Regions from separate parts of the Homo sapiens genome. Here region 1 is linked to region 2. Evidence: chromatin contacts called from ENCODE Hi-C data. All regions are on one chromosome and are shown on one strand. Each heading gives the region's core, a stretch centred on a gene start or an enhancer-like site at or near the end of the contact. The rest is flanking DNA. Distances are from core to core; before and after follow the strand shown. Region 1 overlaps PTPRM (protein tyrosine phosphatase receptor type M). Region 2 overlaps PTPRM (protein tyrosine phosphatase receptor type M).

Region 1 (4,371 bases), core at 104-2,603, 47 kb after region 2:
ACACACTTGGTATACTTCACTAGAGCAATACCTGTACTTTTCATTAGAGTAGTTCCTTATTTGACAAAAAGAGAAAAAAGATTATTTTTGCTTTTGAAGCCTTATAAGGGCACTGGCTAGAGAGGTGTACATAATGGAAAATTTGCCAGATAGCCAGAGTTCACAACAGTGGAACCTTGAACAGAATTCCAAAATCTGTTTATAAGAAACTTGTTTAAGATGACCCTCATCCTTTGAGCTGCATGTTTTTTTTTTCTTTTTTGATAACGGAGTCTTACTCTGTCGCCAGGCTGCAGTGCAGTGGCACAATCTTGGCTCACTGCAACCTCTGCCTCCCGAGTTCAAGTGATTCTCTTGCCTCAGGCTCCCGAGTAGCTGGGACTACAGGCGCCCGCCAACACGCCCGGCTAATTTTTGTATTTTTAGTAGAGACGGGTTTCACCATGTTGGCCAGGATGGGCTCGATCCCTTGACCTTGTGATCCACTCACCTTGGCCTCCCAAAGTGCTGGGATTACAGGCATGAACCACTGTGCCTGGCCTGAGCTGCATGTTTTAATCCTCTTGTTTGTTAGAAAAAAAACAAAGGGAAATCTCTCAATGGTTGGGTGTTTAAAATAGGTAATCTCAGACTACTGTATGGCATCTAAATTCAGATAACTTCATTTAGTCGTATTTATTTCACAATAGGAAACTCTCCAGTACAGCTCATACCTACTTTATAATTGTGGTATGTATTGAAACAGTTGCATACTAAGTTGTAAACTTGATGAAGCAGCTAATAAAACTTGTACTCAAGTCCCTTAACAAGTTTCTAAGAAAGAACTAGAAAATGGTTTTAATAAACATAGAAGTTGTTGCTTCAAACTTGTGACACAAATGTATGACATAAGAAACTTTTGTTTATATATTATGTATTAATTTTGTATGTATGTATGGGTAGGCATGCACACATAAACGTATCAACAAAGATTGCTTTTCTCCTATCTTGACTCTGCAATTAGCTTTAAGTCAGTGTTGGAACCTGTCAAGTTTGAGAAGTTTACTTTTTAAAGTTTCTAATTAAACTCAGAGGGGGCAGGAAACATATTTGTAATCAGCTGCTGTCCTTCTTTGCCTCTTGATATTCTAGTTGGAAGACTGAGGGGAGCAAATAAAATTGCAGATAGAAGCTTGTCTCTAATTCTTTTTTGTGGCCTTGCTGACAAGTCATCTTGCTGGGAAATATGGGGCGAATTGGCTTGTTTCTGAGACTCTCTTTGCCTCTAGTCCACAGGGATGAAGGCAGATAGTTGCTGGGAAATCCATGAGTTGATACTAGCAGGCTGAAGCTCTGTGCTGGGGGTTGTGTGGCTGTGGCACAGGTTCCCTGGCTTGTTTGGAGGGGAGGAGTCATGGTTCTGCGTCAGGAAAGGATCCCATTGCTATGAGCTGTGTTTATTGAATCTGTCATTTGGCCATTGCTATCTTGTTCTATTCTTTCATCATTCATGTTTCTTGTTTTTTCCCTAACTAAAGCTTACTTTTTATAAAACTGTCTGCATTGCTTAGATCTTCCAAAGCATGCGGTAGATATTTTATAAATATTTGGACTAAAAGGCTCAGAATTTCTTAGCGTAAAACTTCTGAGTCATCCATTCTGTGACGCGATGGATGAAAAAACAGATCTAGAGAAGTCTAGATGGCTCTTCCAGGTCTCAGATCTTCTCTGCCTTTTTTTTTTTTTTTTTGTACTCTCCTTTGCTTTGGTAAGGGTATGACCCTGTATAGCTTTAAACAAAACATTATGGATTAAATTTACACATACAGATCAACTTAAAAGTAGATTCACACGAGCACGTCTCACATGTACACTATGTTCTAAAAGGTAATGCATTCTCTTCAAAGAATAAGGATAATTCCATTTTTAGTAGAAGCTTCAGACATTGTAGTTGATAAAGCAAAATAAAATTTCAATATGAAAGATAGTTTTGATGAGGAAAGATTTCTTCAGCTGTTCTATCCATGATATATTCCAAGTGCTTATCACAGTGCCTGGCAGAGAGGTGGCACTCAGTAGAGCCTTGAGTTCATTGAATGAATGAATGCATGGATGAATAAGAGAGAAGAAGGAAGAGAGGATGGCAGGTGGGATGAAGGAAGGTCTGATGAACATTTCTGCGTTTGGTTTTCAAAACACATTTTTCTAACCACAGCACCCATGCTCTTGGGTAGCTGGTAGTGGTAGCATCAGCAGCCACCCCTCAGCTGTCCCTGCAGTAGCCATTGTATCAGAGCAGCTTGCAGGTTCCTGCAGTGCCAACTGTAGCTGTTTCCTGGGAGGCAGGATGTGACTGTTATTGAGGGGACCTGTTTTGAGGGCCTCAGGAATGCTTTTTCCTTTACTTGCTCTCAATATTCATTTTCCTTTTGTACTCTCAGTTGTCTTCTTATAGACTTTAGTAGTAGACAGATAAATTAGCAGGGTCCCATTGCAGGAATATCCGTGCATATCTTCCTTTCTCTTGTATTGTCAGTGGAAACTATTTATTAAACTTACGAACAGGATGAAGTTTTATTTCATTTCTGGTTTTCTGTTGTGCCTTTCCTCTCCGCTGTGTTATATGTTATTGTAATAGTGTTGTGGCACAGTGTCATCTAGTCTAGCAAGAGTTTCTGGGATGTCTTCTGTCCCTGTACTCTTGAGCTTTTCCACTCTGGGCTCTGCTGATTGCTTTCTCCAGTTTCACATCCATCCCATACACAAAATAATGCAGGCCTAGGATCAAAGTTTTTGTTTGAGCAATGTGTAGAAGTGAAAACATCATATTTGGAATCAGAAAAATTGAGTTTAAAGATTGCATCTACGATAGACTCGTTGCATTTATGGACAATTACTTTGTATCTAAAGATTTCATTTTTTTTGAAACATGAAATTCTTGATTTTTCGTATGAACTAATGAGATAATGGAATGATATCTTCCTAGTGTGTGTAACATATCTGCTTACTAAATGTTAACTTATAATTACTTTTATAAATTGAAATTTTTATGGAAATCATTGTAGAGTCACATGCAGTAGTAAGAAAAAAGATATTCTTGAGTACATGTTATGCCATTTCCCAGAATGCTAACATTTTACAACACTGTAGTACAATTGCCTTCTGTACAATTGTACAAATATGTACAATTTGTTGTGTACAACTTTGTTACCTGAATAGGCTTGTGTATCTTCCACCACAGTGACGATGCTAAACAATTCCACCAACACAAGGAGTGGTGGTGATGTCCTTTTGTAAGCAAACCCATCTCCCTCCTGTCTCATCTTCCTCCATTCCTACCCCTGGCAACCACTAATTTGTCCTCCATTTCTAGAATCTTAACATTACAAAATGTTACATAAATGGAATCATAGAGTACATGATCTTCGGGGAGTGGTGTTTTTCACTCACCATAGCTATCGGGAAGTTCACCCAAGTTGTTAGGTACATCATTAATTTGCTCCTTTTTATTGCTGAGTAGTATTTAATACAGTGGATGGACCACAGTGTATTATTTACAAGTTGAAGGACATCTGGGCTGTTTCTGTTGTTTGGCTATTATGTATAAAGCTTCTGTAAATATGATGTGCACAGATTTTTATATGAATGAAAGTTTACATTTCTGTGGGATGAATCTCCAAGAGTGCAATGGTTAGGTTGTATTTTAAGACTTACCATCATGAGTCATGGTTCCCCGGTGAGATAGTTTCATTCTGTGTGTAAATGGAGGTCAAAATAACATTCATGTGGATCTTTTAAATGATAGCCTGACAACTGACACTTTTAGTCAATTAATCAGATTAAGAAAATTGATAACCCTTTTACTGGTTCTTTCTTTCTTTCCTTTTTTTTATTTTTTTTTATTTTGTTGAGACTGAGTTTTGCTCTTGTTGCCCAGGCTGGAGTGCAATGGCACAATCTCGGCTCACTGCAACCTCCGCCTCCCAGATTCAAGCGATTCTCCTGTGTCAGCCTCCTGAGTAGCTGGGATTACAGGCGTATGCCACCACGTCCACCTAATTTTTGTATTTTTAGTAGAGTTGGGGTTTCACCATATTGGCCAGCTAGTCTCAAACTCCCGACCTCAGGTGATCTGCCTGCCTCGGCCTCCCAAAGTGCTGGGTTTATAGGCCTGAGCCACCGCGCCCAGCCCTGGTTCTTTCTTTTTTGCCTTAATTTCTCTGAAGTGGCTCCACCATCTTAAAAAACTCCGCCATTCTTAGAACCTCCAGGCATGTAGGCCTTTTCCTCTTCTCTTGCTTCTCCAATTATCAAGGAAGAGCTAACGCCCTCTTGATTTTGCCACTGTGGACATTTTTATATTATTTTCCTCTTGATTCATAGCTTTATTGT
Region 2 (4,210 bases), core at 412-2,911:
GGAAAGGGGGAATAGAATGTGAACACAACCTATTCTTGAAAGAGCTTGAAATAATATTCTATACCAAGCTGATTCTCTTTGGAACTGCTGTTGTCCACCAAGATAAACAGCTTCAATCAGGGAGCAGTTTTTTCTAATCAGGTTTACAGCTTTGAACTTCAATGAAAACTGATTTTCTAAATTGTTAGTCAGTGGAATTATATTTTCAGTCTGGTTGTCTTTTCATTCAAAGAAGCTGAGCTAATGAGAGCAGGTGTTGGAGAGAAAATGAGCCATAAAATTCTCTGTATCTGTTGGACCTAGACTGCTGAATTGAGAGTTGCAGAATTGGCCATTTGTTAGAATGCATTTCAGGATTTCCCCCTGAAGTTTCACAAAACAGAAAATTTAAACAGCAATATTAGTTTTTATGTACCATAAGAGAATGAAGGAAAATAATTCCTTCAGCTAAAGGAAATGATGGACATAGTTGCTTTTGAAGAAGTGGTTGTCTACCATTTTCCAGTAATTGTCTTTCTTCTATCATGTTACCTCTGATTCTTATTGCTGAAATGTAGAAGAAATAAGAGCCTACAAGGGAAAGAGTTCTCTGAACTTGGAATTCTGACCTCATACTTCTTACCTCTCTTAGCTAAAGCAGAAATAATGAGGATCTAGTATATTACCCCTTTACACTTCTGCAAAGGTTCTTAACTTATGTAAGAATCAAGTCAATTTTCTATGTAAAATCTTGACAGGGATTGTCAGAAAAATTTAGTGTGGAATGAAATGGAGCCTAATTTCATTTTACTTGAAACTCCATTACAGATGGAAAGTTTGTAGTATAAGATACTGGCAGGTACTTGAAAATGCAGGTAGCAGAACAGAAATTCTTTGGCTTGCTCCCTAACCTTAAAATACTATTTAAAGATGGATCTTGTATCTGAAAGTGCACACACAAGATTGTTAGCAGTTGATCACCTCTGAGGCATGAAATTAAAGGGTTGAGAGAGTGGAAGACTTAATTTTTACTTTTTAAACTTTTGAAATGTTAGGAGTTTTTTTTTTTTTTTTTTACAACTGATATATGTTTTTAAAAATGGATTTTTAATGACCTAGAAGTTTTCTGTGTAAATGCATTGTTATATAAAGGGTATGGAAGAGAAGCTTCACTGCTTATTGCTTCATCCAGCCGACCTAGACTTTTGATCTTTGACAGATTTGTTTCCAAGCAAATAATTATAAATAAGTTATCATTTTACTGCATATCCTTGAAGGTTAGGTAGCATCTCCTACCCTCAGAAATGAGAATGCCAAGCAACCGCCCCAGGCAGATAAACATTTTATATTTAAAGGCTTCCAGGGGAGAATTTACCGCTCTATTTACTATGAGGATATTCTTGAATATATCTATTTTGAGTGACTCATGCTATAATGTAGGTGTTTTCTTCTCCTTCTCCCCTGGTGGAGGAGAACAGCTGCTTGCTAACCTTCTGTGTACCTACACTCTTACATTGTTATTATTAGAATGCTGTGCAGGGGGGTATCCACTTAAAGCTGGGTGTGACTGAGAAGTATTCCAGACATTATGTGACATACTGGCATGTAGTGATTAAGGAGACATGGTCTCACATAAAGACACCAGCATGGGCCTGTGGCTCAGGGGGCCTTGTGGCTTGGGAAGTGCCTCATTCCCATCTCCACTTAGCACTCCTCTATCTGATGGGATTGTTCCCCACCACAAAGCTGCTTTTGGCTCCTTCTCTTTGTGACTTCCATGGAACATGCCACCTACACAAAGAAGGAAGAAGAAAGAAGGCTGTGGTACCATCCTATTTGCAAAGACTCAGAAACTGACCTTCCTTTGAATTCCATTTCCACCCTCTACTAAATCTTAATTCTTCATTTGTTAAATGGAACTAATAGCACTGAACTCACCTTGCAGTTTGTGAGAACTAAGTAAGCTTTTTGTCAGTACAAGGAGTGTGGATGAGCTTCTTGGTAACTAAGCTCCCAAAAGACTTAGATGAAATGAAATTCCAGTTTATTATTTGGCAATGGAAAAATAGAGCCCTCCATCTGAGAAGACACTGTTTCCTCTGGCTAGCACATGAACTACATGGAGAGACATTTGTGTATCTTTGTGAACACAGATTCAGAGTAAGGAGAATTAATGGCATAATTCAGATGTTTGACGTTGTCAGGAATGTGGCTGAAAATAGTATCCCACAGCAAGTAGGTCACAGTAGAAAAAGCAGAAGGTGCCTGGGAATCAAACAGTCATCTGGGACAAGTTGCTTTTTCTCAGCTTCTGGAAAATGGGTATGATAACACTTGCTCATCAGCTTGGTTTAATTATGAGATAATTCAATGTGAAAAAGGCCCAACAAGGACTAGACTTTTTCATCTCCTTCCTATAAAACATTGAGCCATATCTGATTTGTAATTAGTGAAGTTAATGATCCAGCATTCTAGATTCCCTTCTATTTTCCATGGGAATGGAAGAGGCTTCTGAAGCCTGTTTTGTTCTTATCTTTGCTTGCTTATATCATGCTGTCCTTGAAAACCATAGTTACCTGTCTTGATTGCAAAGATTTATAAACAAGGCATAGTCACACTTTATACATACATATTCATAGACATGGAATGCAACTATGATAGCAGTTTGAACAGAGGAAATTAAAAAATGTTTTGAGTAATGCCCATGTCTGCATAAATTTTACCTAGTCACCCGTCTCTACTTTTGTTTATTGATACCCACATTAGACCAGTTGAAAAGGACAGCAGGCCGGGTGCCATGGCTCATGCCTATAATCCCAGCACGGAGGGCTGAGACAGGAGGATTGCTTGAGCCCAGGAGTTCAAGACCAATGTTGGCAACATAGTGAGACCCTGTCTTTGCAGAAAAAAAAAAAAGAAAACTACCTGGATGTGGTGGCACATGTCTATGGTCCCACCTACTCTGGAGGCTGAGGCAAGAGTATCACTTGAGCCCAGGAGGTCTAGGCTGTGGTGAGCCATGATCATGCCACTGCACTCCAGCCTGGGCAACAGAGCAAGACCCTGTCTCAAAAAAAAAAAAAGTCATCAAGAGTGTGCCTGCTTTGAATGACACTACTGTTATCTCCATATCTAAGCTGTAGACAGATGGTGTATATGCAGACAATAAGAGGCAGTATCAGTATTCCCTGTGCTGATGCAGAGGCGGTACTCACCTCAAAAACATCTGACTTATAAATGACTCACAGATAAGAGCAAAATGGGAGCATTATCTCCTGGCTGATGTCTCTTGCCCTCGCTCCTGAAACTAGTTTTCAGAGGACCTGTGGCTTCAGAATGCTTTCCTGCTCCCTCTCCTTTTATTTCCCTATCATTGCTCAATCTCACATGCCATCTCTTCTGGGAAACACTTCTTGAATCCTGCAGAATGAGTTTCTGGCTTTTCTCTGCTGTGGGAAATCAGTAGATGGTCTCTGAGCTGAGAAGTGGTGCAGAGGGGCACATGACGGGCAGGTTGACAGATGGTCACATTCAGTAGGTAGGCTGAGCTCAGTTCGAAGGGTCCTGTGTGGCATGCTGAGGATGTTGAGCTTTATCTGATAAGCAACTTGGAAACTAGATTGTTAAACCTTGAAATAGAGTAACAGATTAAAATTTTAAAACTTGTTTTAAAATATGTAGCCTGCAGGCTGATTGCCCTGTAGTCTAATAAAGTGCTAACAGGTAACCTTTCGATACAGCTGGGATGCTGGCTTCAGGGATTCTGCATGAAAGAAATCTTCATGCAAAGGCTGAAAATTATAGAAGAAATATTATTGCAACAAATGCATGATGATTTGCTGAAAGACGTATGAGAATACACCTGTGTTTACATTTCACTTTGAGATTTCTGTGGCTCATGGGCCTGTGACAGGACAGTTCTGTCTTCTCCATTTGCCCTTCCTGCAAATGGAGCATGGTACAGGTATCCTCACTCCTCAGGGCCATTCATCCATCCTGCATCCAGGGACTCAGTCAGTTTCTTTCAGCCATTACCTTTCCAGTAATAAGTGTGTTATTTGGCTTGTTTGTGGCTGTTTGTACAGCCAACTTTTTCGACATCAGTAGAGGACTAGAACAAAGCCCTTGAATACAGAAATTTGAGGTGTGGGTGGAAATCAAGCTAAGATTACATCATAATGTTCATTTCTTAGAGCTGCTGACAAAGATAAAGAAGCAAATGATGGAACCC

What was found. A loop is a pair of places that touch in the nucleus more often than their neighbours do.
Region 1: a loop to region 2 is called in a map of HepG2, with 8 times the contacts of the local background. The contact joins two enhancer-like sites. A Hi-C loop is called at or near these places in 1 of 168 maps with a recorded cell type or tissue (HepG2).

The regions. Positions count from the first base shown.
Region 1 is chr18:7,901,123-7,905,493 of GRCh38, forward strand. All of the region lies in intron 3 of PTPRM (protein tyrosine phosphatase receptor type M), which reads left to right. Among named protein-coding and RNA genes, the nearest start is that of PTPRM, 340 kb to the left of the region's middle. Within about 2 kb of position 1,354, at least 6 of the 41 ENCODE cell types and tissues checked have a DNase peak (open chromatin) inside an H3K27ac peak, as active enhancers do.
Region 2 is chr18:7,853,695-7,857,904 of GRCh38, forward strand. The region is part of intron 2 of PTPRM (protein tyrosine phosphatase receptor type M); the gene reads left to right. Among named protein-coding and RNA genes, the nearest start is that of PTPRM, 290 kb to the left of the region's middle. Within about 2 kb of position 1,662, at least 3 of the 41 ENCODE cell types and tissues checked have a DNase peak (open chromatin) inside an H3K27ac peak, as active enhancers do.